Regions from separate parts of the Homo sapiens genome. Here region 2 is linked to region 1. Evidence: chromatin loops called from intact Hi-C (ENCODE). Cell type or tissue: Caco-2. All regions are shown on one strand. Each heading gives the region's core, and the rest is flanking DNA. Links, peaks and the distances in the headings are about the cores only.

Region 1 (16,558 bases), core at 5,409-13,408:
CTCTAGGCTGAAGACGGCCCTAGGTGTGGGTACTCTTAAAAAAAATAAGGTTCAACATTTTAAAATTGAAAATTTTCAAACAGAAATTTAGATTTCTGGATTTTTTTAAAGTTATACTTCCTTTAAATATTGAGGAAGGCCCTTTAAATATTCAGGAAGGCCCTTACTACCATGACTCACCATTCTGAATCCATAAAAGTAAATTTGCTATATAAACATCAAAAAATCTCTCAATTCACAAATAACACCATTAGCAAAATAAATGACTAATGAAAACCATGGAGAAAATATTCAACTCATATAACAGCAAAAACGTTAATAATATAAAGTGAGCTTGTAGAAACCAAGAATAAAAAGGTGCAATTCATTATAAAACCAGGCAAAGTATATGAACAGATAGTTCACAAAAAAGTGAACTCAAATGGCCATTAAATATAAAAAATTCTCACCCTCCCTCATAATAAGAGTAATGCAAGTGAGAATTTTACTGAAATAACTTTTTTGCACCTATCTTGTTAGTCAAATACAAAAGGTTGTTTTTTTCTTTCAGAAAAATTAGTTTAATTATCACAAGACATCTTAGTGGAAGGATGGGAGATATTTCTCAAATCTGCCCCCTTGAAAGCTCAGAGACTAGGGTTTTCAAAGATAATTTGGAGGGCAGGGGGCTAAGGAATGGGTGCTACTGATTGGTTGGGAATGGAATTATAGAGATGTGAGAAATGTCTTCAAGTGCTGAGTTTGTTTCTGGGTGAGGCAGACACAGGACAGGTAAAGTCAGTTCCTTGCTGTAGAATCATAGGTCTAGGTAGTGTCAGTAAGTTTTCCAGAATGCAAATGTCTGGAAAATATCTCAAAGGTCAGTCTTAGATTTTACAATAGTGATGTTAACTACAGAAGCAACTGGTGAAGTTACAAAGTGTGACTTCTGGTTACATGACTCCTAAGCAGTAAGCAAGCTAGGGAACAATGGCTGGTTATTGCTTAACTATGCTTATAGCTTAGCAGAATTGAGGCCCCTACCATCTACCATAATTCTAATGCTGTGGAATTGCATTAATTTCACAAAAGGGTTTAGGTCCCTGAAAAAGAAGGGAGTTGGTTTCAGGAAGAGACTGTTGTCATCCTTGCTTTAAAGTTAAATTATAAACTAAATTCCTCCTATAGTTAGCTTGGTCTATGTCCACGAATGAGCAAGAACAAAATACAAAGTTTTAACAACTCTATTAGCAAGGCTGTGAGGAAACAGACACTCTCATGTGTTACCAAAAAGTAGTATAACTCTGATGGAGGCAAATTTTGAAATAGCTAATAAAATTGCTAACATGTTTTGTCTTTGATTTTGCATCATTACTCTCAAACTATGATCTGAGAACCCCTGAGGATACATGAGACTCTTTCAGGGGATATGCGAAGGGTCTATTTTACAATAAAACAGAGAAATTAGAACCCTTGTGCATCATGATGGGTATGTAAAATGTTACAGCTATTATGGAAAGCAATATAACATTTTCTCAAAAAATTAAAAAATAGAATTGCCATTCAGCAATTCCAACTCTGGGTATACACCAAAAAAAACTTAAAATCAGGGTCTCTGAGAAATATGTGTACACTCATGTTCACAGTAACTTTATTCACAGTAGTTGGAAGGTCAAACAGCCCAAATATCTGTCAACAAATAGACAAAAAATAAACCATCATTCTCAGCAAACCATGGCAAGGACAAAAAAACCAAACACTGCATGTTCTCACTCATAGGTGGGAATTGAACAATGAGAACACATGGACACAGGAAGGGGAACATCACACACTGGGCCTGTTATGGGGTGGGGGGAGGGGGGAGGGATAACATTAGGCGATATACCTAATGTTAAATGATGAGTTAAGCGGTGCAGCACACCAACATGGCACATGTATACATATGTGACAAACGTGCACGTTGTGCACATGTACCCTGAAACTTAAAGTATAGTAATAAAAAAAGAAATATCAGGCAAATCCAACCAAAAAAAAAAGAGATTATTGTATTTTTCAATGTGAGAAGGACATGAGAATTGGAAGGGCAGGAGCAAAGTGACATAGTTTGGATATTTGTTTTCTCCAAATCTCATGTTGAAATGTAATCCACAGAGTTGGAGGTAGGGCCTGGTGGAAGACATTTGGATCATACGGGCAGGTCCCACACGAATGACTTAGCACCATCCCCTTCGTTATGAGTGAGTTCATGAGAGATCTTGTTGTTTTAACATACATGGCACTTCCCCACGCTCTCTCTCTTGTTCCTGCTTTTGCCATGTGATGCACCTGCTCCCCCCTCACCTTCTTCCATGGCTGTAATCTTCCTGAGGCCCTCACCAGAAGCAGATGCCAGCACCATGCTTCCTGTACACCCTGCATAACTGTGAGCCAATTAAACTTTTTTCTTTATAAATTACCCAGTGTCAGATATTCCTTTATAACAATGCAAGAGCAGCCTAATATAGTACCTTATATAAATGAAATCACACAGTATTTGGTTTTTTGTGTCTGGCTAATTTCACTTAGCATGTCTTCAAGGTTTATGCATGTAACATATGTCAGAATTTCCTTCCTTTTTAAGGCTGAAATAATATTCCATTGTTATGTATATGCAACATTATCTATTCGTCAAACATTCAGGTCAAATCTTGAATGCTCTGTTGCTTAAAAATTTCTTCTGTCAGATTCCCTAAGTCATTACTCTTACGTTAAAACTTCCACAGATCACTAGGCTATGAACACAATGCAGCCAAGTTCTTTGCTAAAATATAGGAAGGAGGACCTTTGCTTCAGTTCCCGAAAAGTTCCTTATTTCCATTTGAAATCTGGTCAGCCTGCATTTCATTGTCCATAATTCTATCAGCATTTTGTTCACAACTATTTAACCAGTGCCTAAGACGTTCCAAACTTTTCCTCATCTTTCTATCTCTTCTAAGCCTTCCAAACTCTTCAATTTCTTCCCATGACCAAGTTCCAGAGTTAGTTCTACATTTTCAGGTATCTTTATAGCAATATCCCACTTCTGGTACCAATTTTCTGTATCGGACTGTTCTTGTGTTGCTGTAAAGGAATACCTGAGATTAGGTAACTTACAAAGAAAAGAGATTTAATTGGCCCAAAGTTCTGCACAGTGTACAGGAAGTGTGCTGGCATCTGCTTCTGATGGGGGCCTCAAGAAATTTACAATAATGTTGGAAGATGAAGAAAGAGCAGGCACAACAAAGGGCAAGATGAGGAGCAAAACAGAGAGTGAGAAGGTGCCACTCACTTTTAAACAACCAGATCTTATGATCTCATTTATCACCAAGGGGATGGTGCTAAGCCATTCATGAGGGTCCCACCCCCATGATCCAATCACCTCCTACCAAGCCCCACCTCTGACATTGGGGATTGCATTTCAACATGAGACTTGGAGAGGACAAATATTCAGACAATATCATGTATCTAGAATAGTCAAATTCATAGAGTAGGAAAGTAGAATGGTGTTTATCAGGGCCTAATGGGAGAGGGGATGACAGGTGATTGTGTAACGGGGACAGAGTTTTCGTTTTGGATGATGAAAAACTTCGGGAGATGGATGGTGGTGATTGTTGCATAACAATGAGAATGTACTTAATGCCACTGAACTGTACACTCAAAAATAGTTAAAACTGGAAATGTTATGTGTATTTTTACCACAAAATTAAAAAAAGTAAGTAGATAGAGATAAATATATAAATAAATCTAAAGTGATATTTGCCTTTTTATTCTAATTCTTTCAAGAGTATACAATAGCATTTTCCAGAAGATACATGTTGGTACTCACAACAGAGTGAATGCAGAATCAGATGAGAGGATCCAATGTTATTCTACTAAGACATTAAAGGGAATTGCAGAATAAATAGATGCAATAAATAAAATAATGCCACTTTCCTCATTATTTTTTCATTTTGAAAAGTACACTTTATCATTATAAAAAAATTATGCATGCTAATATATAATGGGTTTATTACAGTTATTTCTAAAAGCATACATTTACAAAAATTCTGTTTTAATATCTACTATGGTAGATATTGATAGATATAACTCATATAAATAACAACTCTTTAGGGTTTTCAATACTTTTTATGATTGTATGGAGGTGCTGAGATAAAAAACCTTACTAAGCACCAGCTTGGCAATCCCAAGACTTGGAATTTATCCTACCTGCTTGTGTACCAATGCCCCCTAATCAACAGGGTTTCTCTTTCCTCAGGCTGGCAAGCGACTCCCAAGCCCAGCCCTGTGGTGGGTGAATGGGAAGGGGAAGGAATTAATGTGGAATTTCAGAGAACTGAGTGAAAACAGCCAGCAGGCAGCCAACATCCTCTCGGGAGCCTGTGGCCTGCAGCGTGGGGATCGTGTGGCAGTGATGCTGCCCCGAGTGCCTGAGTGGTGGCTGGTGATCCTGGGCTGCATTCGAGCAGGTTGGTAACTGACTACCTGGACAGAGAACTGTCTTCCTTGTGAAGAAAACTGATAGCAGAGAAATGCAGCCACCTCTCTCAAAAGAAGTCTCTGCCTTGGAGCATGCTGTCCTCTCTCATATGAAGAAAGACTTCTCCCTGCTTCCACTTATTTAAGCAAACTATGTGCCAAGCACTTATGCAGGGTGAACAACAACAATGACATAGTTTACATATTCATGGGACTTACAGAACTTTGGAGAAAGCTCTTAAACTATTAATTGCACATGTAAGTATTTAATCAGAATTATGATAAGTGGTATGAGAATTCTATTAAAATCTATACAAATAAATTTGGTAGACTGTGACCTGCAGGCCAAATCCTGCCCACAGCTTGTTTTTGTAAATAAAGTTTTATTATAACACAGCTATGCCCACTTGTTTCCATATTATATGTGGCTGCATTTGCACTGCAGTGGCAACTTGAGTAGTTGGAACGAGAGAGTGTCTTATCCACAAAACCTAAAATATTTACTATTTGGCTCTTTGCAGAAAAAGTTTGCCAATGCTTTTCTAAAAAGAGACTTGAATTAACCAATATGAGGAGCAACTAAGTCTCAATGGAAGTGATATTTGAGCTGAGATCTGCAGGATGAGTAGGATTTTGCCAAGAGATAGAGAGGCTTGTGCCAAGCAAAGGGAACAGCATATGTGAAGATGTAATTATCTGATGATTTCTTCTTGTCCACTTCCCAGAAAAGCCAAACACTGAAAACAGTAGGAGTTGTGGTAGAGAAGAGTTTAATAATTGCATAGACAGCCAAGTTGAAGGATGGAGGATGTTTCTTAAATCCACCTCCCCAGGAAATCAGAGACTAGAGTTTTTCAAGGATGCTTTGGCATGCAGGGGGCTAGGGAATAGGAAATGCTGATTGGTTTGGCTGGGGATGAAAACATGGGTTGAAGCTGTCTTCTTGTGTTGAGTCAACTCCTCAGAGATCACAGAACTGGTTGAGTTAGTTTCTTGGTATCAGTTACTGATCTGGGTAGTGCAAGCTGGTCCATCAGAATGCAAGGTCTGAAGAACACCTCAAATACCAGTCTTAGGGTTTACCATAATGATGTAATCTATCGGAGAAATTGGGGAGGTTACAAATCTTGTGACCTCTGGCTCCATGACTCCTGAACTATAATTCTAGCCTTGTGACAAATTTGTTATTTTTCCAAAGGCAGTTTCAATCTCCAAGCACGGACACAGTTAGTTTCAGGAGGGAGCTATTATCATTTTTGTTTTAAAGTTAGACTATAAGTTAGATTTCTGCCATAGTTAGCTTGGACTATGTCCAGGGATGAGCAAAGATAGATAGCTTGTGAGGTTGGAAACAAGATGAAGTCAGCTATGTCAGATTTCCCTCAGTGTCATAATTTTTCCAAAGGCAGTTTCAAAGCCACAGGGGAGGGAAGCTTGAAAATTATAAAAGAACCTAAAAGGATATCTGTGTGCCTGAAGTCCAGGCCATAAAAGAAAGTAGTGGCAATAGAATGAACATGTAGAGGTGGCCAGGTGCTATATTGGCAGTGCCTTGTGGTCCATGGTAAGAGTTGTGGACATTTATCCAGTGGTGAATGGGAAATGATTGATGGATTGAGTGACACTCAAACCATTGATACATTGAGTTACATGATCATCCTCTGTTTGGATGGTCATATTGGATGCTCAATAGGGAATGGGATGAGGAAGGCAATAGTGGAGTTGGAAATCTCAGATAAGAGGTGAACGGTTAGTGATGGCTTCAGTTTGGTTGAGGTAGTAGAGATGGAGATAAGTGGATTTAACAGGCAATTGGGGGGGAACTAATAACAGGGTTATTCAAAGAAGATGCGAGGGAGAGAGAGAGAAGTCAGACATTTCAGCAAGTGGGTGCTGTCTTTCACTGGAGTGAAGAGCACAGATATAGAAAGAGGTATGGGTATGTTAGGAAAATATGACAAGTTCAATTTGGGCATGTTGAGTCCAGGATGTCCATGTGATGTTCAAGAAGTGATAACAAGTTGGATTTAAGGCTCTAAAATTTGAGATGGAGACAGAAATTTGAGAATCATCAACTTTTATATTAAAAGGATGAGAAGTACAGTGGTATCAAAAAGAACCCCAAGAAACTCCAGCAACCTCTTTCACAAACTGCCGTTTCCACCTCTGCTTGCACACAGCCTAATCCCAACTAAAAGCTCCCACCCGCCGCATATTCTGGGGACAATGGGCTGAGCATGAGAGTGGGTAAAGAGAAAGACATGAATGCAGCCAGGAATTAGAAACTATCAGAGGCAACCAAACCAATTGCAGGAACTTGGAAGCCTGTGGAAAGAGAGAACAAGCCAGAGAGAAAGGTGACATACTGAAATTATAGCCAGAAGGAAAGGAGAACCCAGAGGAAGAGATGTGTCTACTGTTCTGTGTCTGTCTCAATTGACCACCATGGTAGAGAAACATTTGAGGATATTTACAGGTGTGCAGTGAGAATCCCAAAGTGTTGAGAGTGGGAAGAAAGTGAGCTAAGGTTAAAAGCTATTTAACAGGACGGGCATGTGGTTTAAGCTTCACAAATAATGAAACCTGTGTAGTTATTCTGTTCTTTTCTTTTTCTTTTATTTTTTTGAGATGGAGTCTCCCTCTGTAGTCCAGGCTGGAGTGCAGTGGTGCGATTTTGGCTCACTGCAACCTTTGCCTCCCAGGTTCAAGCAATCCTCCTGCGTCAGCCTCCTGAGTAGCTGGGATTACAGGCGTGTGCCACCAAGCCCAGATAATTTTTGTATTTTTAGTAAAGCTGGGGTTTCGCCATGTTGGCCAGGCTGGTCTTGAACTCTTGACCTCTAATAGTCTGCCCTCCTTGGCCTCCAAAAGTGCCAGGATTACAGGCATGAGCCACCATGCCTGGCCCTAAGTCTAGTTATTCTACAGAAGATTTTAAAAATCAAAGGAGTCTCATTAAAATAGTAAAGAAGAACAAGAATTTAGGAAAGTGATAATCATGGGATATATCTGTGCAAGGAATAAGTCTAATTTTTTAAGATAAATTGTACAGCATGCTAAACACAGCTAATAATTCAGTACTGTAAATTTCAGTATCATTAAGAGCAAAACTTTCTAATGTTCTCATCACAAAAAAAATGTTAAATACTTGAGGTGATGGATATGTGAATTAGCTTAATTTAATCATCTCACATTGTCTTCAAAAATTATAATACCGCTTTGTACCCAATAAATATATACAACTATACTTTGTGTGTACATAGATATGTAAAACTGAAGGCACTCTCATCTAAGAAAAATGCATTTAATGTCCCAGGGTTGAAATAAATTGCCAGGACCTAGAGCTATTGGTGTTTCAAGACCATGGACAGTTCCAAGTGCCTTTCCTCATGATTCTTTAATTATCATATGAGAGTTTTGAATACAGCGAACTCCTGTAGAAAATTTTTTTTGAGGGGTGAGAGTGGGTGAGGAGAATTGTATGTGTCTTAGACTGTCAACAGTGTGACATTAGCAATTCAATTTCTTTTCTTTGTCTCAGTAGGGCCCTTAAGACTCTGACAACCCAGGGAATCCTAGGTTTCATTCACTCCCTAGTCCTTAGTCCCCTTTTTTATTGACGTTCTCCATTGGTCATTACTTCCCCATCCTCTCCTTCCCCACTTGCTCCCTGCTTGATGTTTATCTCAGGCTTCTCTAGGGACAAAGAAAACCATCCTTTCCAATTCTCTAAATTGTTGGCTTCTTTAGGTCTCATCTTTATGCCTGGAACCATCCAGATGAAATCCACTGACATACTGTATAGGTTGCAGATGTCTAAGGCCAAGGCTATTGTTGCTGGGGATGAAGTCATCCAAGAAGTGGACACAGTGGCATCTGAATGTCCTTCTCTGAGAATTAAGCTACTGGTGTCTGAGAAAAGCTGCGATGGGTGGCTGAACTTCAAGAAACTACTAAAGTGAGTATCTACATGTCTCATCCTGGGTTTTAACTAAAACTGGAAACAGAGCCAAGCACTTAGGTGCAGGTGCTTTATTGAGGAGTTGCAGGAAGAACAGCATGGGACTAGGAAGAGTGAAGCTGGGAAGAAATAAAAGCTAATACAAGGGTTTTTTTTTTCAAGTCATTGCAAGGACTAAGTGGGGCTTGATCTGCCTGGACCTTCTGAGCAGCACATAGAATGCCTCCCAGGATTGTCCTCTAAAGGATTGAAAAGCACTGAATCATTAGCATCTGGTCCTCACAGGTTCAGGGTTGTCCTGGGGGTGTTATTGCCTCCACACTTCTGGGCTGCGCACTCATGCGTGAAGAGTGGGTCAGAGTTCCATGCTATGGTAAAACAGAGAAACTATGGGGCACAAAGTGAATCACTCGTGATGCACACTGGAAACAACATGGTGTTAACACCAAGTGGGTTGAAACCCACCCAGAACAATTTACTGGAACTATGACTCAAATCAGGGGTGAGGCCAAGGTCATGAGGGAAAACCCAAGAGATGGCTGATATACCAAGTTTCTAGGCTCTTCTTCCCACCTCTTGTATCTCTAAGAGAGGCTGATCAAGGTCAGAGGCCTTTCCATGTGTTGATAGCATGGAAAGACCTTGATAGTCCTTCCAAAAGCCGATAGCAAGACTGGCTGGATTAATGATTTTCTCTGTCAACATGTCTGAAATCCCTCTAGCGGGGGCACATATGATAGGAAACTTGAAGGGAAAACTTCAGCTTTTCCTTCCTAATGCCATGGTCTTTAAGGTAGCTGTCATGGAAATAAATAGCATCATGCCTGCTTTTAAAGGTTCAAAATCAAGACACTGGAGATGTCCAAGAGATATGTAGGTGCTTCCAGGGAATAGAAGAGAGTGCCAAGAAAGTACTTGGAAAACTCGTATTAATTCCACCCCTCCTGTCCACTTGGTGTCATGCCAGGGCTCTTCACAACAATTAGATTAGCATTTATTGAGCTCTTGCTAAGCAAGTTGCTCATTTCTTTGGTGGCAGAGTTAACTTTCTCAATAACTCTATAAGACTTGATCTCACTTTTTTGCAGATATAAAGTGAGACACAGAGAAGTTAAATAAGTAGTTTAAGGTTGCATTGATAACAAAGTGCCAAACTTGAGTAGTTTTCAAACCCAACTCTGATTGACTCAGGCTCCCATGATCTTAATCACTCAGCAGCCTCTCTTGTGAGGTGGGTCCATCAACTTGCCCTTTTCAGCACAGTGGGTGGTGGGAAAAGATGGGTCACTTTGATATCTGGTGTCCAGGCTAGATCTGAGAAAATGACAATCTGTGTCTTTGTCAGTGAGGCATCCACCACTCATCACTGTGTGGAGACTGGAAGCCAGGAAGCATCTGCCATCTACTTCACTAGTGGGACCAGTGGTCTTCCCAAGATGGCAGAACATTCCTACTCGAGCCTGGGCCTCAAGGCCAAGATGGATGCTGGGTAAGCTGAGCTCTTTCTCTCTACAGAGAATTGCATGACCAGGCATGAAGACGTTTCTGAGTTCAAATCCAATGCTCCTGGGCTGTGTCACCACCTTGTGGTTCTGAGAAAGAAAATTCAGAAGGAAAGCTAAAGAGGACATGGCTTCACATGCTGGGTATCAAGTACCTTCAATGGGACACATATTTTAGATAACACAGGGTCTCAAAACTTCTTCCATGTGTTAAGCCATGTGCCTAGCAGGGTGAATGATTAGCAAAAGGCTTACGTGCATTTCCCCAGGCTGATCTCTATGTTGTTCTTTGGGATGCTGGCAATTTGCTTTGATACCGCCCACACTCCAAGAGGGCAGTTTTTGTCGGCAGCAAATTACTTTGCAAATTGACTGAAGTGGAAGATATAATTGGATAAATTTGTGAACAAAGATCTCAGGATTTCTGGATCACAGACCCCATAGTTGAGCATTTTTTTCCCACTGATACATTAATCCCATTTGTGGAATCAGGAAACACTGTGCCAAGGTATTCAAGCAATGATATCTATAAATCATCAGAATTGTTTTAGTAGATCCCACCTTCCATGTTAATTTTATTATTAGAATGGGAAGATACATTAATGCAAAAAATGGAAAATGTAAATGTTCCATCTATGAGCCCATAGGGACAGAAAAATAAATAAGTTAGTAAAAATTATACAATAGAAGAGCTGCAGTAAAAGGCAGTTTCTAAAAGATGGGGATAAATTACTTAAATATAACTAAGATATTAAATTCCCCTTCCCCCAAAAAATTTGGTAGTGGTCTCATTTTTTGCAGATATAAAGTGAGACTTAGAGAAGTCTTGTACTATGACCTAATTTCCCTACAGAGCTGAAAGTATTAATCATCTTCAGGAAAGAAGATACACTATGGCAGTTCCCGTCACAAGGAAGTTGTTCATGTCTAGCTTAAATCATTCTTGCTTTAAGAAAGTCCTAAACCTTTTATTCTGCCCTGAAAAGAGAAAAGGGATGAGTTCACTTAGTGCAAGACCATCAGCTTTATGGGCAATTTGCAGTACTTAAAGAAAAGAGAAGCAAAGTTCTATTCAGCCAAACTTGAACTTGGCAAGGCATCTGTTAGAATATTTGCCATGCAGATGTCTTGTGTTAGTAAAATTTTCCTGGGTGGTTACCACATGCATGCCAGAAACTGTACGGAGTTTTGGAGTTAAGAGGAGAATGAGACCCAATTATATATTAAGTCATGTCAACTGGGGTCCCACCTTCCGAACATTCATCTCCTATCAATGCAGGATGTGTGGACAGAACAACTTTTCTTCCCCCTTCCTACTTATACTTAAACATATGCCTATAAACCTGCAGGCAGATACACGCACACCTCTGCACACACACCTCCCTTTCCTCCCCTACACCTTAGTGTCCCACGCATCCTAAGCATGCACCCACCTATATGTACATGTGTTTTGTCTGTGTTTTCAGTTGGACAGGCCTGCAAGCCTCTGATATAATGTGGACCATATCAGACACAGGTTGGATACTGAACATCTTGGGCTCACTTTTGGAATCTTGGACATTAGGAGCATGCACATTTGTTCATCTCTTGCCAAAGTTTGACCCACTGGTTATTCTAAAGGTAAGAGAGGATCCAGTTTGCAGCAGTTATTCAGAGTGAGCCCGAGGTTTGCACACTTCAATTTTTTGTAGTTTGTTTCAATTCATCTAATTTTTGCTAAACCTCTGCCATGTGGAGAACAGTGTTCAGTAAACGAGATGGAAATGGTCCCTGACCTCGCAGAGCTCATGTTCTGGGGTAGGAGACAGGCACATATATAGATAAAAGGAGTATGTTCAGGAGAAAGATATTGTAGGTCATTTGTTCACTCAACAAATGTAATGGGCTCTTCCACTGGTGTCACCTATCAGATAGATGCTGGTGAACCACATGTAAAAGGGAAAACTGGAGTATTGGAGGGGATGCCATCTCGCTCTCATGAGTGTGTGTGTGTGTTTGTGAGTGCACATTTCATTTCCTTTTTTATTTGCAGCATAACACACAAACTGAAGGTAAAGTGCACAGAGTGCCACCATCCTATGTGTACAGTTTGAAAATAATTTAGCTGTGTTAGATACTGTCTTAGTCAGCTTGGGCTACTATAATAAAATACCATAGTCTAGGTGGCTTAAATAACAGACATTTACTTCTCATAGCTCTGGAGGCTGTAAGTCTGAGATCAGGGTGCCAGCATAATTGGATTCCTGGGGAAGCCCTCTCTTCCTGGCTTGTTGATGGCTCCCTTACTGCTATATTCTCACATGGTTGAGAGAGACAGTGCTGGTATATCTTCCTTTTTAAAAATAAAGACACTCATGCTATCACTGGGGCACCTGCTTCATTATCTTTCATAATTACCCCTAAAAGCCCCACCTCCAAATACCATCAAGTTGAGGGTTAGAGCTTTAATATAGGGATTTAGGTGGGGACACAACATCCAATTCATATCAGACACCCCTGTAAACACCACCAGATAAAGACATGAAACATTCCCACCACTGCAGAAGGTGTTCATACCCCTTCTCTGACAGTATCTGCCCCCCATAAGTTAATCCTTCGTTTGATATCTATCACCATAGATTAATTTTATCTCTTCTTGCATTTCATGTAAATGGAACAACATTATATATAATCTTTTTCATTTGGCTTCTTTTACTCAAAATATTCTCTGTGAGATTAGTCCATGTGTTGCATGTATCAGATGTTTGTTCTTTTAGCTGGCTGCATAGTATTCCATTACGTGAATCTGTAAAAATGTTCCCCCATCCTATTGTTAATGAACTTTGGGTTATTTCCAATTTAAGATGATTTTCTAGAAGCAATTCGGAAGAATAAGTGGAATTTTTTCCTATAGAACTTGATGGTACAGCCATTAAATAAGACCCACAAACTGCAGCTATGCTTTATCCTGTAGCAACAAAGCAATGAAAATGACCTCATTTTGCTTATGAAGATACACCCTATGTTGGACTCTATGATAGAGGGGTTGGGTTATTTCCCTGCTGTGCCCCCAGATCTCTAATGGCCCATCCAGACATCTATTTGGCTGCAGCAAAGGTTCAAGCTAAGGCATAGATGACGTCTTCAAAAGTCAAAAAGCCAGGTGTGGTCTGGATTTTCATAGGAAATTATCTTCAAATAATACTGTCATTCTCTGTTTTAAGCAAATTCTTACTCTGTGTCCTTCTCAAAAGGATTTGAACTGGTTTTTAATAAGTTCCACCATTAAAAAAATGAAAACAGACATAAACTTATAAAGCCCATTAGGAAAATATAGGTTGGAGGTGTAGGGTGGAAAAGACTAAGGAAATTAAGGAGAAATATAGCAAATGAGTATGTAGTTGCAAGTTGAGCTTCTAGTAAGTCAAAGCAATAAGGAATATGGGATCATTTTCATAGCTTATATCTGTGTATCAAGCACATTTGAAGGAAATTATTGCATGATACTCACATTTGTCATTTTTTCTAGACATTTTGCTTAAACCATTGCCATGGTTTGAATATTTGTGCCCCCCAAAACTCATGATGAAACTTGTAAACCAAAAATAAAATCCTAAGGCCCCATCCTCCCAACCATCTGAATGGACTTCCTCCTCAGCCAGGGTTCTTTTAAAATTTAACCTGAGAGACTGTTTCAGGCCATGACAGGAAGTCGGAGTGGGACATGCCTCATTATACCTTTCTGGTATTAACATCAATATAGACTTTAAGTCTGATAAAAAAAAATTAAAACCTATTCTGTCTAAAAAGCCTAGTGTCAGTACCTAAAAGCTTCCTGTGCAAATAAGAACTTGGGTCTCCACAATTATTTATCTTAACTAAGGCATTCCTTTCTATTGATCCCAGGTCTTTAGATCAACTCAACCAATTGTCAACCAGAAAAAATTTAAATCTACCTATAAGCTGGAAGCCCCCGCTTCAAGTTGCCCCACCTTTCTGGACCAAACCAATGTATTTTTTAAATGTGTTTGATTGATGTCTTATGTCTCCCTAAAATGTATAAAACCAAAGTGCACCCTGACCACCTTGGGCACGTGTTCTCAGGACCTCCTGAGGGCTCTGTCATGGCCATGGTTACTCATGTTTGGCTCAGAATAAATCTCTTCAAATATTTTACAGAGTTTGGCTCCTTTCATCAACAAACTCAATCCCCAGTGTAACAGTAGTAAGCAGTGGGGCATTTAAGAGATGATTGGGCCTCATGAGGGATTAATGGATTAACAGTTTATCATGTTAGTGGGTTAGTTTTGGAGAGTGAGTCTGTTATACCAAAAGCCAGTTTTGCTCTACCTCATGAGCCCCTTTGCCATGTGATGCCCCGAACCTCCTTGGGACTCTGCAGAGTCCCCATCAGCAAGAAGGTTCTCACCAGATGCAGCTTCTTGACCTTGGACTTTCCAGCCCCTAGAACTGCAAGAAATAAATTTATTTTCTTCATAAATTACTCTGTCTCGGGTACTCAGTTATAACAACAGAAAACAGATTAAGACAATACTCTATTACATTCTGCATAAAGAAAAGCATGGGATGGAGATGGTGTTATATGACAGGAATACATGCTGCAAATAATGATCCCACTACTTGCTGACTAGGTGACCTTGGAGCAGCTACTTAACCTTGTACATCATGGGTTTCCCCTCTGTATCATGAGGATGATAGCGCACACTCCATGAGGTTATTGGAAAAATTAAATGAGGTAACACAGGACATGGCAAGTATTCAGTACTAGGTCTTTTTGTAGCACTTGTTTTGAAATGTCTATAGATGTCTTTAGCTTTTCAAAGAACTTTTATATCTAAAATATATCCCAAAAATATTTTCAGGAAAATAAGGCTGGAAACAATCTATTATAAAGCTGGCTACAGAAAGTTAAGGGACTCAACCAAGACAGCTGCTGTACTCAGGCAGCTGATCTTCCCTTGGTTGCTGGGGGGTGATATACTCCTAGGGGTGTGTTAATGAGGGCAAGTCTTAAACTGGCAGGAACAGACATCCAGGATTTGACAAAAATGTTTCAAATTAGCCTTAGACTTTTTCACTACAATAATATGTACTCATTTCCCTGTTATTTGTGCCTTCAGGGTGCATGAGAGTTGTGGGGCTCATTTAACTTGAATCAGACATAGTAAACAAGCTAGGGTTTTCATCCAGACCTCTACAACTCCATAGCTCACAATTGTAACCACTGTGCATAGCCATAAGTTGGCATTTGACCTGGTGACCAATGTCTCACCTGGCTCTTGTCTTCCAGACACTCTCCAGTTATCCAATCAAGAGTATGATGGGTGCCCCTATTGTTTACCGGATGTTGCTACAGCAGGATCTTTCCAGGTGATGGGGCTTTGAGGATTGGTAAGAGAGTCTGGCCCCATCCCCCTGACTCCCTCACATACATTCATGCCTATCTATCTGAATCTCTCGCACACAGAGAGCCCCATGAAGCCATTTGCATCATCAAAGCACCCAGAAACCAAGTCTAGGCCTGAGTGGACTTTGGTTCCAGGGAGGCTGAGGGCAAACATTTATTTCTCTTCTTCAGTTACAAGTTCCCCCATCTACAGAACTGCCTCGCTGGAGGGGAGTCCCTTCTTCCAGAAACTCTGGAGAACTGGAGGGCCCAGACAGGACTGGACATCCGAGAATTCTATGGCCAGACAGAAACGGTACCTGTTCCCAGGGGAACCATGGGCTGTGTGCACTTTTTGGGCTTCAAAATTCTCTTTGACAATAAAACATGTTAGCCACCATGTATCATTCATTTATTTGAGAAATATTTATTGAGCCTCTGTGAAGGGACAGGTACTGAGTATTGAAAATTCAGCACAGAACAAAAAAGGCAAAGTTCCTGTTTTCTGGGAGATTACATTCCAGTGAGATTTGGGGAGAGAGACAATAAACTAAGAAATATCTAGCATGGCAGGTGGTGAGAAATGCGATGGAAAAAGTAAAGTAGATGAGATGGGGTGAGAAGTTGGTAAATCACATATGGTAGTCAGAAAGTTCCTCTGTGATGGGGAAACATTTTAGCAGAGACCAAAGTTTATCAAACATGTCAAGCACTGTACAAAGCTGCTTAGACTGAAGTGAGGAATGGGAAGAAGAACCCACCATGGCTTTACTGCACCTCCTGACATATCTTCTTGGAACTCTTGAGGTCTCATGTGCACAATGTGGATTTATGCTATTCTATACTATTTTACTTATCAAAACTACATGGGGAATACTTTTCCCCAACTCTTCTTCTCCTTTTTCCAGTGCCTCTTACTTGTGACTCTCAGCACTTCTTGCCTCTTCCTCTCCACTCTCTTACCCTGCATCCTTCTTTAGCTAATGAGTACCCTTGGTAGAACTTTTGCAGAGTGTTGATGGCAGCTCTGTGGTATGAAAGAGCCAGGAAGAGCTCTGCAAATATGAATAAGGACAATGGAGTTGTGGCAAGCATACCCTGGCAGGGGCCTCCCACCATTCAGAGGAGGACATGTTTAGAATATGCTTACAAGGACACTCAGATTCCCATGATCTTAATCACTCAGCAGCCTCTCTTCTGAGGTGGGTCAATCAACTTGCCCTTTCCAGCACAGTG
Region 2 (16,558 bases), core at 5,633-13,632, 140 kb before region 1:
ACATGGACACAGGGAGGGGAACATCACACACCAGTGCCTGTCAAGGGGTGAGGAGGAAAGGGAGGGAGAGCATTAGGATAAACACTTAATGCACATGGGGCTTAAAACCTAGATGACGGATTGATAGGTGCGGCAAACCACCATGGCACATGTATACCTGTGTAACAAATCTGCATGTTCTGCACATGCATCCCAGAATTTAAAGTAAAAATTTTTTTAAAAAGATTCCAGTTTGGTCTATCTGGCTCTGAAGTTTCTTTTTAAAAATTTGTAACAGCCACCCTTTGAAAAGCACTTGCTGTATGGTAGACATTGTCAAGTGTCTTCCGAACATTATTTCAAATCACTCCTTCCACAGTATACAAGTCCATGCAATACTGGATCTGAGATGAGTGGGGAAGTCATTGGTCAATTTATACGGCATGGTTGAACAAAAATAAAACCACACTGGAATTTTCTATTGTCATCAATTCCAGAGTATTGAGAAGCATGGCAGATAGGATAGAGACAGCCTATAAGCAGGAAAAACTAGCTTAAATAAAATCATGATTCAAGTCCTATTCCTGCCTTCTGTAGCCTCCGTGACTTTGTATGTGCTATATAATCTTTTCAGCATTTTTTATATATAAATTATGACCTACCATTTATATTATTGAAGAAGTCAAAGGCTGAGATTCATCCTTGATTCTTTTTATTCACTCCCTATCAAAACCATCAACAAGTCCACCTAAGGTTGTCTTAAAGATCTATCCCATATCCGTCTGCTTACCTCCATCTCCAGTGCCATAACTCTTGTCTGAGCCACCGTCATTACTTGTTTAGTCTATTGCAGTAGCCTCCCGACTGGCATCCCCACATCCATTCTTGCCTCCTTAAAATATCTTCTCCACAGAACTGCCAGAGTGGGCTTTCTAAATGCAAATCTGACCTCTTTTTCTGAATGTTTTACTTTCCTGTATTACTTTATTTCAAAATCAAGTCACCAAGAAAATGAGTTACTTAATAGGATCATGTCTCTTTCCTCCTAAAATCTTCACGAGACTTCCATGCACCCACCCATTGCACTTAGAATAGAATCCAAACTCCTTATTATGTCCATAAAGATCCTTAATGGCATGTCTCCTGCTTGTGTCTCTGACCTCACACTTTATCATACTTCTCACTCAGTAATCTGCCATCCCAGTCCCCCACCTATGCCTTGAAAATGTCAGCCTCAGGCTTTGCACTTGCTGTGGCTTTTGCCTGGAGTTCTTTTTCCCTAGCTGGCTGCTTCTCCTCCTTCAGGTCTCAAAATGTCACCTCTTAAGGGAGAACATCCTTAGCCACCTCCCCACACTCTCTCCATCATATTGCCCTGTTCTGTTTTCTTTTTGGCAGTATCACCATTTGAAATCCTCTTGCTTATTTAATTGACTTTTTGCTTATTGGCTTTTGCCTTTCTATCATAGGCATGTAAACCTCTTGAGAGCACCAACCTTGTCTTACATGTTTAAAGCACGCCTAAATGTTCCTTAAATATCCACTGAATGAATGAATGTATCATAGGTTTTCTATAATAAGCAGACGATAGCAAGTTCAAAAAGCTGAGGTTGGTAGGATATTTAGCTACATGAAGTCACTCAGAGAACAAGGCTGATAGAGACTTTGCCATTTTACGATGTCACTATCTCCATATATGGTTTCCAGGAGCATTGAATCAGGGGAAGAGAGTACAGAAAACTCATACCTGCTCTTAAATAAATGCCCTAGGCCAGAAGTGACTTGTAACACTTCCACATGGAGTTTATTGTTCAGAACTAGAGTTTAATGGCCTCACTTTAGCTTTAAGAGAGGTTGGGAAATGAAAGAGGAGCACACATAGAATGTTTGGAGAGTTTTCCTTTGTCCGCTGTATACCTCTTGTTAAAGATGAGAAAATTGAGGAAAAGAGGGATAAGAAATCTGCTCAATGTCACAGAGCTGGTAACTGGTAAAAGCTAGACTCAAGCCCAGGCTGCCTGGTGCCAGAGCCTGTCTTCTTGTCCATGCCTTCATGTTGCAGTTCCACAGGGGAGAACTACTCAGATGCAGAGAGTGTGTCAAGGGCTTTTCCCCCGTCTCCATTCTTTTCCGAAAAGTGGCTGCTCCTTCTCTTTAGTAACAGAGGTTTTTTGGTTAGTTGTTTTGTTTGTTCGTTTCTTTGTTTTTTGGTACTTTGATGCTTTGGGTGTTTAAGGTTTAGCTTACCATGGCCAGTCAACTAGCCCTGCCTTCTCACCTCTCCAGTGACTGGCCACAGAAAGCTAAATATTAAAAACCCAAACTATCCTAGCTTGCCACACGGTCCTGTCAGGAATGTCCTGGGTGTCTCCAGAAATCTTTAGCCATGACTTTGATCAGAAATAATTTCTTCCCAGCTTCAATGAAAATACTGGAGATCCCTCATTCTCTAACAATGCCCCAAAAATGGCTCCAGTAGAAAAGTCATAGTACAAGCCGCTACCTATGACTACCTTGGTTTATCCAATGCAATATCACTATCAACCCTCCATCTAAATGCCTGGTCCAGGTGCTTTACAGGCTTGGTGTCACATAATCCTTTCAATGATCCCATGCAACAAATCTTATTAACAAATCCTGCTTCATTTTACAAATGTCAAGACCAAGCTTTGAAAGGAAAATGGTTCACCCAAGAGCTTTCTTGTGAGTGCCTGAGGTTGGACTTAATTAAGCTCAAGACTTTGGGATTCCAAAGACCCTGCATTTTACCAGGATACCAAATTGTTCCTCTGAGAATCCCAAGTGAATAAAAAGAGCCAACATCGACTATGCCCAGCACCGTGTGCTACATGCTTTTTATAAATTATTTCATCTAGTTCTAACAAACAAATGAAGAAGCAAAGAAAACACCCTGGGAGGTAGGTATTGTTGTTATCATTCCTATTTTACAAATAAGGTAGGTGTTGGGTGCTGTGGCTCATGCCTGTAATCCCAGCACTTTAGGAGGCTGAGGCGGGCAGATCACCTGAGGTCAAGAGCTCAAGACCACCCTGGCCAACATGATGAAACCCTGTCTCTATTAAAAATACAAAAATTAACTGGGTGTGGTGGCGGGCACCTATAATCCCAGCTACTTGGGAGGCTGAGGCAAGAGACTCAATTAAACCTGGGAGGCGGAGGTTGCAGTGAGCCAAGACCATGCCATTGCATTCCAGCCTGGGTGACAGCATGAGATTCTGTCTCAAAAGCAACCGAAAACCAATTAAGGGAGGTGAGGCCCAGAGCAAGAAGGTCCACAAAGATGACATGGAGGTTAAGTGGCAGACCTAAGGCTCAAACTCAGACCTTTCTGCCTCCAGACCTCCAGAGCCCAGGCTCTTATCCATTAGGCTACACTGACTCTCAGCTGTCATTTAAGGGAGACTATGGTGATGTAGGGCTGGGAAGGGGGAGCAGGTTAGCCACAGAGAACTAGTGAAAATGCACCATTGGATCTAGTTCATTCACACCCCTAGCCATGCCACCGGAATTGGAGGTGACTTCGTATACGTGGTTTGTTTTTCTTTTTTTTTTTTTTTTTGAGACAGAGTCTCTGTCTCCCAGGCTGGAGTGCAGTGGCATGATCTCGGCTCACTGCAAGCTCCGCCTCCCGTGTTCACGCCATTCTCCTGCCTCAGCCTCCCGAGTAGCTGGGACTACAGGCGCCCACCACCACACCCGGCTAATTTTTTGTATTTTTAGTAGAGACGGGGTTTCACCGTGTTAGCCAGGATGGTCTCCATCTCCTGACCTCGTGATCCGCCCGCCTCGGCCTCCCAATGTGCTGGGATTACAGGCGCGAGCCACTGCGCCCGGCCCACATGGTTTGTTTTCTAAGTGATTATCTCTCCGTGGAGGCCTGTAATTGTTTCTGTCCTATTTTACCTGAGCATCTCCTCCCCCTACTGAATTACCCAATTCCTAACAAGTTCTCTGTTCAAGGTCCCCCTTCGCTGTGGCCAGAAGCCAAGTTCTGCTGGGTGCACAATCCTGCGGATCACCTGATCAGAGAGAACTGAACCTACAAAAGAGAGCTCAACCTCCTTTTCCATACCTACCAGGGACCTAGTTCAGCTACGTCCTAAACAGTACCAGGTAAGACAGAGGTGAAGGTCAGCTTCTATCTGTGTGTGTGTGTGTGTGTGTGTGTGTGTGTGTGTGTGTGTGTGTGTGTAATCCAATTTTAAGTTCTGGCAATGCTACTTTTAAGTTGAGTGACCTTGGGCAAGTCACTTAACTTCTTGGCACTTCATTTTAGAGGCAAAATGACAATGGTGATATTGGGTGAGAGGAATAAATAGGAACGTACATGTAATATGTTTAGCACAGTGGCTGGCATGTAAATGGGGACTGGTTTAGTGTCAGGCAGCTCTGAATGTGGTGAGCCGTGGGAGACAGGCACAAAGTCAGAGATGAATGTTTGAAGGAAATCTTTTCTATCTATGCAGAAGTTGGCTCACTTTCTATAAAGTGAATGCCTTCTAAAAAAAATTATCCAAGCATAGTAATACATGCCTGTGGTCCCAGGTACTTGAAAGGCTGAGGCAGGAGGATGACTGTAGCCCAGGAGATTGAGGCTGCAGTGAGCTATGATCACACCACTGCACTCCAGTCCAGGTGACAGTTTCAAAAAAAATGGTTAACATCTAATGGGGAGGGGGTTGGCTTCAGAATTTGCTGGGAGTTAAAAGGTACCTCAACATTTATTGAGTCCTTACCGTGCACTTCATTCAGTGCCAGCAAGTAAATTATCACACTAATCCTTATGGGGAGCTGGGAAGAAGGTATTACTACTGTGCGCTTAAGTTCAGAGACATGAACAGCACCAAAGACCCAGCTGCTAGACAACAGAGACAAACATCTAGCCCTGGCTCTGTAACTCTGGGATACCCTATAACACAGTAAGTATGTTGCTTCATTAAATAGCTTTATCAGTCCCAAGTCCTGTGAAGTCAAAGCTTAGTTGCAGGAGCTGTTCAAGGCACTATGTATCTGGGAATACAGTGGGGAGCCCAGCTGCCTCTCAAAGCTACCATGTCAAATTGCTTTCAGAATGCACTTTAAGCAGTTCAGAAAATTGTTCTTTAAAATGATTTCATAGGATGTGCTTTAATGATATGCTCTAACAGGGTAGGAACTCTTTCAGTTTAATTAATCTCCAATAGTATCTAAAACTGTACATGGTACATCTATAGTAAATACTTGAGAAAGAAAAAATACATTTTTCTATAACTCAGATAATTTGTGGGCACACTGGCTTTTCTCTTTCTGACTTTCATCACTCAGTTTTCTGAATTATGACAAAGAAGGGAAGAATCTAACTTTTTGTTGAGCACTTACTATGTCCAGCACGGTGAGAAATAGACAAACTAAGCTTTGTGAAGTCAAATCTGAAGACAGATGTGGATGGAAATAGATATCGAAACAGAGACAGAGACGGAGATAGAGATAGAGACAGAGATAGTGATAGAGATAGAGACATGCATCACTTAACAACCAAGATACGTCTGAGAAATGCATTGTTAGGTGATTTTGTTATTATGGGAACTCATAGAGTGTACTTACACAAACCCACAAAGCATAGTCTTCTACACATATAGGCGATATGCTATAGCCCATTGCTTCTAGGCTACAAACCTATGTAGCTTGTTGCTGTATTAAATACTGTAGGCAGTCATGACACGATGGTAAGTACTTGTGTATTGAAACATAGAAAAGGTACAGTAGAAATATGTCATTATAATTGTATGGGCCACTCTGTATATGTGATCCATCACTGACAATGACATCATATTGTGGCACATGACTACAGTGTACATGTGTTATTGTTATAGACATTAATATTAATGTATAGATATACACAGATAGTGATATAGGTATAAATGTAAATATTGGTATATAGATACAGAAATAGATTTAGAAATGAAGCTTAACATACATACAGAGATAGAGATAGACGCAGACATAGACATATAGATATCTGATTTTCAGTCCTCAACACTTGGAGATCAGGTTCTTATATATCTAGATAGATAGATAGATAGATAGATGATAGATAGATAGAAAATAGGTAATAGGTAGATAGATAGACGATAGATACATAATAGATAGGTAATAGATAGATAAATAGATGATAGATAGATAATAGATAGGTAATAGATAGATAGATAGATAGACAGATAATCAGTGAAAAAGCTGGACATATACCAGTCCTATGGTGTCTATGTTCAGGTATTCATCCCCATTCCTTCTCTTTAGACCTTAACTCCAAAAGTTAAGGAAATTTTTTTCCTCTGGCTTAACTACTCTATAAGAGCTTCCCTATAAAGTGTGTTAACTAGCAACAGCTCTTATTTCTAAAATACTTGTCCGTGCTGAATGCTTTTTGCAGGATATCGTGCATTTATCACCATGGCTTCAGGCAATAGGTGCTGCCAATATGCCTATGTTTTTATAGGGAGGTTAAATAAATTGCCCCAAGTTATGTGGGTGGGAAATGAAAGTGCTGGAATTTGAGCCCGTGTTGTTTGATCTCTAGGGCCATGCTGTTTCAGCTACCACAGTTCTCCACAGCTGGGCACTGTGTTTGGCCCTCTCATGTGACGAAGATTAAATTAGAATCACAAACACATTTGTGAGATGATGCCAAAGTCATTTCTTCTTTATTTGATCAAGAGGAGTACATTGGTTTGCTAGGGCTGCCATGAAAATTACTAATGACTGAGTGGTTTAAACAACAGAAATTGATTTTCTCAAAGTTCTGAAGGCTGGAGGTCCAAGATCAGGGTGGTTTTCTCTGAGGTCTTTTTCCTTGGCTATCTTCATATTCACATGGTCTCCCTCTGTGTGTGTCTGTGTCCTAATCTCCTCTTTTTATAAGGACACCAGTCATATTGGATTAGGGCCCACCCTAATAACTCATTTTAACTTAATTACATTTTTAAAGACCCAATCTCCAAATACAGTGGTGTTCTGAAATATTGGGGTTCGTACTTCACCACATACATTCATGGGGGACACAGTTCAAACCATGATAACTGGTTAATGGATTCCCTCACTATATCTCTCCCTTTTGTTTTGGTCTTTAGTCACTTAGTAAGGGGTTGTTTGGACTGTCTTCAGGAAAAATGGTGAGTTTGTATTTTAAGGAAGACCCTGAGGTCATATAGACACCTGCATAGAAAAATTGCAACTGAGTTTGATATTCTCACCCAAACTAAGCTCATGCCTGTGGAAGGAGGTGTGTGTTGGAAAATGTAACAGAGGTGATGGGCTTCTAGAACCAACTTGGCTACAATATTGTTTGAAATGTTTGTTCCTTGGTGCCGTAAAGAAATAGGACTTGAATGTAAATTTAATTTACTCAGCAAGGCCATTTTTACTTCCTGCAGAAATGGTACACTTGCCAGCAGTTTTGCCAGGAGAGTACATAGAACAAAGGAGACAGGGTCATTTATAACCTGACGCATCCACCCTACTGCTGTGTCCGGTTTCCACTGGCTGGAACGGGACCTCACATTCTGTATTTGTCCCGATTGGCTAGCAACTTAGAACTTTTTTAAAGAGGCAAAGGTAGAGGAGAACAAAGGAAAGAGGAAGTAACTCGTGAAATGCTGAGAAAGATTAAAACACTTTTAAATAAGCAAGAGGAACAGGCTATGGCCTAATGCTTGCTTGGACCAGTATAAGAATGCCAGGGCAAATATTTAGGCTAAATTGTGGGAGCTAAGAACATAAAGTACATTGATTTCTTTATTACGGTTAGCAGATATTTAAGAATCTTAGCACAGGACTTTGAATAAATTTTGCTTTTAAGAGAAGTTACTATTTATTCCTAATTAGATGGGGAGGAAAGTCTTTGAAGAGGAACCTCTATTTTACTTTTTACAATATTAAAATTGCATCATGACTTTGGGGAAATTCCTGCCTCTCCTGGGATGTTGGCCTAGGTTAGAGATTTTAAGCTCAAATATACACAGGGGCTGGACAGCTACAATAAGTGGAGAAGCAGGCAGGAGGGACAAAATAAAGTGGTAGGAACTGCATCAAACTGGAGAACATCTCATTTAAATAAAGCAGACAATTCTCAGCTCCAGCCACTTGACAACAAGTTGAAATAAAGACCCAGCATCACTGGCCATTACTAGTTCTATTGTCTATTATATGGGTCTGTTGTCAGCCGGTATTTTATCATTGTTGAAAGTGAGCAAGAGGGAACTTAAATGTTCATGATGATAAAGTGCTTCAATCTCAAAGCTGTTTGAGAAATAGCTTTCTTCAGTCAACATTTACATGGAAAGAAAGGATCCAGCTTAAGCCATTTTTTCCAATCAAACTTCAAGAAGGATCCTAATAAAGGAGGTTCCTGCTGTCATGTTGGCAGCATATTTCAGGATCTGAAGGGGCAATGAGGTTTAATTTTATGTGTCAACTCTGATGCATTGGTATCAGCTGTCCTGAATGCTACTCTAGGGAAGAACTCAATGCCACATCCCAGTCCATTGGAAAGTGCAGTGACATTAGCAGTGAGGACTAAGATCTGAATTTTTTTTTTTTTTTTTGAGACGGAATTTTGCTCTGTTGCCCAGGCTTCAGTGCAGTGGCATGATCTCGGCTCACTGCAACCTCCGACTCCCAGGTTCAAGTGATTCTCCTGCCTCAGCCTCACCAGTAGCTGGGACTACAGGCAGGCACTTCCATGCCTGGCTAATTTTTCAAATTTTTAGTAGAGACAGGGTTTCATCATGTTAGCCAGGATGGTCTCAAACTCCTGACCTCATGATCCACCTGCCTCAGCCTCCCAAAGGGCTGGGATTATAGGCATGAGCCACTGTGCCTGGCCTAAGCTCTAATTTTTTATCTTGCTGAAATTCCTATCTAAGGGGCTTAGGGAGTTATGCCCTACAAACCATAAATTCTCATCAGATGGGTTTTATTTAACCCTGTATATCAAGACTTACTTTCCAATCAGACTCTGGCATAACAAGAAGAAAATCAAAATGTTTTACCCAAAAATATATTTCCTTGCCATACCTTGAAATTGCCCTGCAAAGTCTCTTGTAGGAAAAATCCACATTCTATAAAGAACCCCATTTCCTCTTTGTTTTCTTTCCTTCCTTCCCAGATCCAGGAGACAATCAACTAAGAGCCACATACCCTTTTAGGTCTAAGACATATTTTACAACCTGCTCTCTCTCTGACGTCTGGTGTCTGAGAGATACCGGTGCACAATAAAACTTGGTCTCCACAAAGCTTTACCTTAACCTGAACATTCCTTGCCATTAATCCCAGGTCTTCAAATAAACTCACCCAATTGTCAGCCACAAAATGTTTAAATTTACCTATAGCCTGGAAGCCCCCACTTTAGGTTTTCCCACCTTTCTGAACCAAGCCAACACAGTTCTTAAATGTATTTAATTAATGTCTCATGCCTTCCTAAAGTATATAAAACCAAGCCGTACCCCAACCACCTTGGCCACATAGTCTCAGGATTTCCTGAGGGCTGTGTCACGGGCCAGGTTCACTCATATTTGGCTCAGAATAAATCTCTTCAAATATTTTACAGAGTTTAACTCTTTTTGTCAACAGCAGCATCTGCTCTGAGGATGATGGTGTATATTTTTCAGTATCTTTATAGTCTCAAGTGACAGAAACCCAGTCTCAGGCAAAGGAGAATCTTTTGGCTTACAGAATCCAGAGAATATTAACAAGACAGGGGCAGACATGCAGAGGAACAATTTGAACCAGGGACTTGAATGACTGCAGGATTCTTACTCCACCTCATCTCATTGTTTCTGTACATCAGTTTCATTCTCGCCTGTAGGGGGGCTGTCTCCACATGATAGGAATCATAACCACAAACAGCACACAAAATGTGCATTCCACCAGAGGGAGACAGCCTGATATATTTAAATCTGTTTAGAAACACACACACACACACACACACACACACACACACACACACACACACACACACACATTGGAGAGGTATTATGATTGGCCCAGCTTAGGTTACAAAGTCATGAGAAATGACTGCTCAACCCTGGACCAATCAACTTTAGTCATGGGATGGGATCATATAAAGATATCACAGCTTCCATGGCAACAACATGATTTGGCTTGGCAGAAAGGGAAGTTTCTAAAGTAAAGACACTATAAGGTACAGAACTTTCCAAAAGGCGAGTTGCTCTACCACAAAAGGGATGACCATATGGCTTCCATCCTGGGCTGACATCTTAGCAGGTTGAAGGAGAAGACCCCTAGGAACGCGCACCAAACCCATAATAGTAGCTATATAACCTCCCCAGCGTTTTCTGCCATGTGGTTCCTCAGCTGGGAAGATAAATCCCCACCAAAATCAATCAGGGGTGCCTTCCAAATTCTGGTGACCTGAAACAAAGCTATAACTGTAGCAATTAACCAAAAACATGCACCCAATTTAGGGAGAAAGTTTTGGATACACAGCCAATCTATTAGCCATCTCTTCCCAAGGCAGGTGGTGACTTGAGAACTCTGTGCCTGGTTTCTGAGGACTGTTTCACCATGCAGTGGCTAATGAGGTTCCGGACCCTCTGGGGCATCCACAAATCCTTCCACAACATCCACCCTGCCCCTTCACAGCTGCGCTGCCGGTCTTTATCAGAATTTGGAGCCCCAAGATGGAATGACTATGAAGTACCGGAGGAATTTAACTTTGCAAGTTATGTACTGGACTACTGGGCTCAAAAGGAGAAGGTAAGAGATCTGCCGTGATGGCGATATAAGAACAAGGGTGGCCTCACTTTCCTTATCTTGCTCCTACTAGGCTGAAAGGTATGGAACCAAAGTTACTTCTGCCTCAACTTATCAGTGTTGTGGAAGAAGCTTATATTTCAAGGTTCTATTCCCAGCCTGGCCATTTCCTTACTTCATTGAGCCTCAGTGGTTTCATCTATGAAATGAGGAATTAACTCCTTTAAAAACAAGAAAATAGGTAAATATATCTTTTATTCAATCAGGGTACTATAATTGTGACCAGGTGCAAAGTTCTAGTCACAAGGTCAGCAAATTCGTATTAGTCTGAGTTCTCATCTTCAGTGAATGGGACAATGTGTCTTAACTGGTATTCATGTCATCAAACTTGGGCTTGACTTGAGACTGCATGCAGAGGAGGGGATAGACCACCTGAATGTGCACATGAGTGTCTGACACATTTACCTATGTTAGGCCATCCATCTTCCCATGAGGATGGCAAGTCTAATTAGATTCCTCCTTGTCAACTACCTACTTGACTGTGGCTTTAAGGTATGTCAAGAAAAACCAAGCCCTGTGTCTTCCAGAGGTTATGTGTTTCTGCAGAAAACCCCAAGTGCTTGGTTTGTCTTCTCACAAGACACAGACCAAGAGAGAAGCAGTAGTGACATTAGGAGTCAGGTAGACAATGGATGGTATTTATAGCCACTAACTCCCAGCTGCCAATATGGTAGTGTAAAAAGTCACCCAGCACTGTCTTTGTACAGAAGAGAGAATCCCCCTGAGATGGAATTGGAGAGTTAATATAATTTTTAAGTGTTCCATGAATATGTATTCATGTATTACTATCCAAAGCCTACATGCCTTTATGGCATCTTCCTCCCCACCACCTTCTTTTTCTTTTCTCTGAATTTGCATAGTAACCTCAAGAAAAATAAAACCCTCAGTTACAGAGAGCATTGTTATGTGCCTTGGCAATCACCTTGCATTTAATCATCTAATTAGATGTGTACTGTTATTGTCTCTATTTCCTTAATGAAGAAACTGAGGTTCCAAGGATTTAATGAATATACTGAAATCACATGTCTAATAAGTGGGAGAGCAGGGTTTGGGTCCAGGCTGTCTGATTTCACAATCCATTATTTAACCTAGTCTCCCAATCTGATGATGCCAAAATATCTCTGCCTTAAGAGTATAAATTCATTTTTTTCATTGCCCAGACTGGAAATCTGGTTGAGAATTTTTGAAACAAGATGGGTTGGAGAGGAAGGAAGTAAAAGGAGGAGGTGAATGGGTGAACATTACTATATAAATTTGAGTAATATAAATGCAATTTTGTTTTTCAAAATTAATATTAAACTATAAGCATTTTATTATAAAAACAATTCTAAAAGTTTTTCATTGATTTTATCATATTCAATCACATAGAAGTAGCTTAATTTTTGCAGACAGCATGTAGTTGGATTTTTTTTTTATCCATTCTGCCAATCTATGTCTTTTGACTGGGGAGTTTAGTCCACTTACATTTAAAGTAACTACTGACAGGCAAGGATTTACTATTGCCATTTTGGTAATTGTTTTCTTGATGTCTTATAGCTTTTCTGTCTCTCATTTCCTCTCTTACTGACATCTTTTGTGTTTACTTGAGTTTTTGTAGTGACACACTTTGATTTTCTTCTCATTTCCTTTTGTGTATATTCAATAAATATTTGCCTTGTGGTTACCATGGGAATTAAATATGATATCTTGTAGTTCTAGCAATCTATTTAATACTGATAACAACTTAATTTTAATCACATACAAAAACCCTACTCCCATGACATTATAAGGCCAATAATGAAAATTAAATGTAAAAATCCTTCCCCTTTACAGTTCTATCCCAGCCAGCCCCTCCCCACACTTTATGTTATTGATGTCATCAATAACATTTTTGTATATTGCTTAATTAACATTTATTTAACATAGATATTGTAAATATATGTTAACATATATTAATATATAATATAATATATTAACATATTAAATATATGTTAATAAGTTAACATATATTTATAATTATTTTTATGATTTGTTTTTTAAATACTGTAACAAATAACAAGTGGAGTTACAAACCAAACTTATAATAATATTGATTTTTATATTTGTCCATGAATTTATATTTACAAGAGAACTTTACATTTTCATATTTGAGTTCCTCTCCAGCATTCTTTTATTTCACCTTGAGGACTTCCTTTAGCATTTCTTGTAGGGGCAAGTCTAGGGATAGTGAACTTTGACTTTTGTTTATCTGGGAATACCCTAATTTCCCCTTTACTTTTGAAGAATCTTTCTGGATGTAAAATTCTTGGTTGGCTTTTTTTTTCTTTAAGCCCTTTAAATATATCATCCACTTCTTTCTGGCCTCAAGGTTTCTACTGAGAAATCCACTGATAATCTTATTGAGAATCTCTTGTACATGAGTTGCTTTTCTCTTGCTGATTTCAGTTTAATTATAATGTGTCTTGATATTGGTCCTCCTTGGATTTATTCTACTTGAGGTTTATTGAGCTTCTCATATTTGTATTACCATGCATTGTCTCAAATTTGGGGATCATGGGGCCAATATTTCTTCCAATAACCTCTATGCCCATTTCTTTCTCTTTCTTTTTCTAGAATGCCCAAAATGGGTATATTGGTTGGCTTGATAGTGTCCTATAATTCCCTCAAACTCTGTTTATTTTTCTTCCTTCTTTTTAACTTTTTCTTCTCAGATTCAGTAATTTTAAATGACCTGTCTATGTTTATGGATTTTTTCTTCTACCTATTTGAATCTGCCATTGAACCCCTAGTGAATTTTCAATTTAGTTACTATGTTTATTTAGTTACTATATTTTTCAGCTCCAAATATTGTTTGGTTCTTTCTTTTTTTTTTTTTTGAGACAGAGTTTTGCTTAGTCTCCCAGGCTGGAGCGCAGTGGCACGATCTCAGCTCACTGCAATCTCCACCTCCTGGGTTCAAGCAATTCTCCTGCCTCAGCCTCCTGAGTAGCTGGGATTACAGGTGCATGCAACTATGCCTGGCTTATCTTTTGTACTTTTAATAGAGATGGGGTTTTGCCGTGTTGGCCAGGCTGGTCTCAAACTCCTGACCTCAAGTGATCCGGTAGCCTCGGCCTCCCAAAGTGCTGGGTTTACAGGCATGAGCCACCGTGCCTGGCCGGGTTCTTTTTTAATATATAGTTTCTATCTTTTTGTTGGTATTGTTATTTTGTTCATATATAGTTTTTCTAATTTCCTTTAGGTGTGGATCTGTGGTTTCCTTTAGCTCTTTGAGCATATTTAAGACAATTGATTTAAAATCTTTGCCTAGTAGCTGAATCCTGTGTTTATTTAGGGTTTGTTTCTGGAGATTTATTTTGCTCCCTTGAATGAGCCATGTTTTCCTGCTCCTTTGTGTGCTTTATGTTTTTATGTTGAAAGTTAGGCATTTGAAAAAAGCAGCCCCCCTCTCTCAGTCTTGAAGAGCAGCTGCATGCAGGGGTAGACCTTCACTAATCTTCATAGTGTGAAGGCTTTAGGCCTTCTCAGGCCTTTTCTAGCATTTATCTTTCCTTGGCCTCTGTGTGTGCATCCCGCCCCACCTCGCTAATTTTCCCGTATAAATGGCTGTTTTAATTTCTTAATTTCCCTAAAAGTCTCTTCCTTGCTTCTCTTCAGGGTCTTACATGTTTTATTGTATTTCTCTTTCCCCTACGTGCCTGCAGGTCTGATGTTTTTGCACAGCCTGTTACCCACCACTGCTTTCAGAGACCCCCAACATCATATTCAAATTATGCCATGGTTTCTATCTGACCTGCAAGTCAGGCAAGACAGAAGCCAGTCCCTCCGCAACCCTTGGACAAGCCAGAACATTGTAAACAAGTTTCACTCCTTTCCTTCAGTCCTGAGAGAAGAGGTGGGAGTTGGGGGGCTTCCTCTTGACTGCACCGCACCACACCAGAAAGAGATGGGGGCAATGGTGACCAAAAAAAAAAAAAAAAAATCACAAAATTTTCTACCATTTTGAGTATGGCTTTTTCATTTTTTTCCTTTTTAAATTTTTAATCATACGTATTTAAGGTGTACAACATGATGTCTTCTTGTACATATACTACTGCAGTCATACCAATTAACATGTTAATCACTTTCCATAGTTAAACTTTTTTTTTTTCTTTTTTGAGACAGGGTCTCATTCTGTCTCCCAGGCTGGAATGCAGTGGCACAATCACTGTAGCCTGAAACTGGGCTCAGGCTATCCTCCTGCCTCAGCCTCCCAAGTAGCTGGGACCACAGGTGTGTGCCACCTCGCCTGGCTCTATATTTAGCTTTTATTTATTTATTTTTATTTTACTTTAAGTTCCGGGATACAAGTGCAGAACATGTAGGTTTGTTATGTAGGTATATGCGTGTCATGGTGGTTTTCTGCACCTATCAACTGGTCATCTAGGTTTTAAACCCCGCATGCATTAGCTATTTGTCCTAATGCTCTCCCTCCCATGGCCCCTGACCCGTCAGACTGGCCCCAGTGTGTGTTGTTCCCCTGCCTGTGTAAGTGGGAATTGAGTATGGCTTTTTCATGACTGGGGGCATTTGTTTGGTTTTCTGCAGATCCTTGGCTGGTTTCTAGACCTCCCATGAAGCTATTTCAGTCCATCTGTTGTTTCTGTAGGTAGAATCTTGCTGTTTCTATGAGGCAAAAAAGGGCCTGGAGCTTCCTAGTCTGCTTTGTTACTGCCCTCACCTCTAAGAGTAACTTAATTAAAAAAATTTTTTTCAAAAATTTAGCAATTAAGTAAGCCTCTTTTGTTTTGTTTTATTGTGATAATAATAATATTTATTGAGCATTTACTATGTGACAGGCACTCTTACATGCTTTATGTAAATAACTTATTTAAACTTTGCTACTTTCTAGGTAATAATTATTGTCAGCATTTTATTGAGGAGAAACTAAGGCACAGAGAAGAATGCACAGTCCATATGGAATTAAGGCAGGCATGTGGTGGAATGGAGTTTTAAATCTTCAATAGGAAGCATAAAGGCTGTTTATGGTCTTATGTGGCTTGAGGCAGGGTGGCTACAGTAGGCCAGAAGTCCCGCTCCACCCCTAAACCTCTCCTGATGCTATAAGTTTTTTGTTTTTTTTTTGTTTGTTTTTTTTTTTTGAGACGGAGTCTCACTGTGTCATCCAGGCTGGAGTGCAATGGTGCAATCTTGGCTCACTGCAACCTCTGCCTCCTGGGTTCAAGCAATTCTCCTACCTCAGCCTCCTGAATAGCTGAGATTACAGGCATGCACCACCATGCCCAGCTAATTTTTAAATTTTTAGTAGAGACAGGGTTTCACCATGTTGGTCAGGCTGGTCTCGAACTCCTGACCTCATGATCAACCTGCCTCCACCTCCTAAAGTACTGGAATTACAAGCATGAGCCACTGCGCCTGGCTGTATAAATGTTTTAAAATGGGATCTCAGTCCTTAAGCTGTGTTCACATTGGAACGTGACTATGGCTGTGGATTAGTTTACTAAGTGCCCTTTTTCTTTGAAGCAGAAAATAACACATAATATATGGTCTTGACCAGGAGGGCAAGAGAGGTCCAAATCCAGCTTTTTGGTGGGTGAATGGCCAAGGGGATGAAGTAAAGTGGAGCTTCAGAGAGATGGGAGACCTAACCCGCCGTGTAGCCAACGTCTTCACACAGACCTGTGGCCTACAACAGGGAGACCATCTGGCCTTGATGCTGCCTCGAGTTCCTGAGTGGTGGCTGGTGGCTGTGGGCTGCATGCGAACAGGT

Evidence for each region. Hi-C counts contacts between places; a loop is a spot of excess contacts. Peaks named below come from ENCODE experiments on the same cell type or tissue, not always from the same donor. Only the 100,000 strongest peaks of a DNase experiment are listed, where the experiment ranks them.
Region 2: it touches region 1 in a loop (6-fold over the local background); 3 of 110 quality-filtered maps call a loop at or near these places.

The regions. Positions count from the first base shown.
Region 1 is chr16:20,547,142-20,563,699 of GRCh38, reverse strand. ACSM2B (acyl-CoA synthetase medium chain family member 2B) reads left to right here. Exons shown (of 14, transcript NM_001105069.2): 3 at 4,253-4,463; 4 at 8,224-8,431; 5 at 9,780-9,923; 6 at 11,403-11,556; 7 at 15,227-15,306; 8 at 15,515-15,638. Among named protein-coding and RNA genes, the nearest start is that of ACSM2B, 21 kb to the left of the region's middle. In Caco-2, for the core only: a CTCF peak has its summit at 10,004 (motif pointing left); no DNase peak of the experiment used is centred there.
Region 2 is chr16:20,685,191-20,701,748 of GRCh38, reverse strand. It overlaps ACSM1 (acyl-CoA synthetase medium chain family member 1), which reads left to right and starts at 4,069. Exons shown (of 14, transcript NM_001318890.3): 1 at 4,069-4,113; 2 at 10,510-10,752; 3 at 16,346-16,556. The coding sequence starts at 10,561. It also overlaps a transcript of ACSM3 not described here and the pseudogene LOC124903661. In Caco-2, for the core only: a CTCF peak has its summit at 9,887 (motif pointing right); a DNase peak (open chromatin) is centred at 9,878.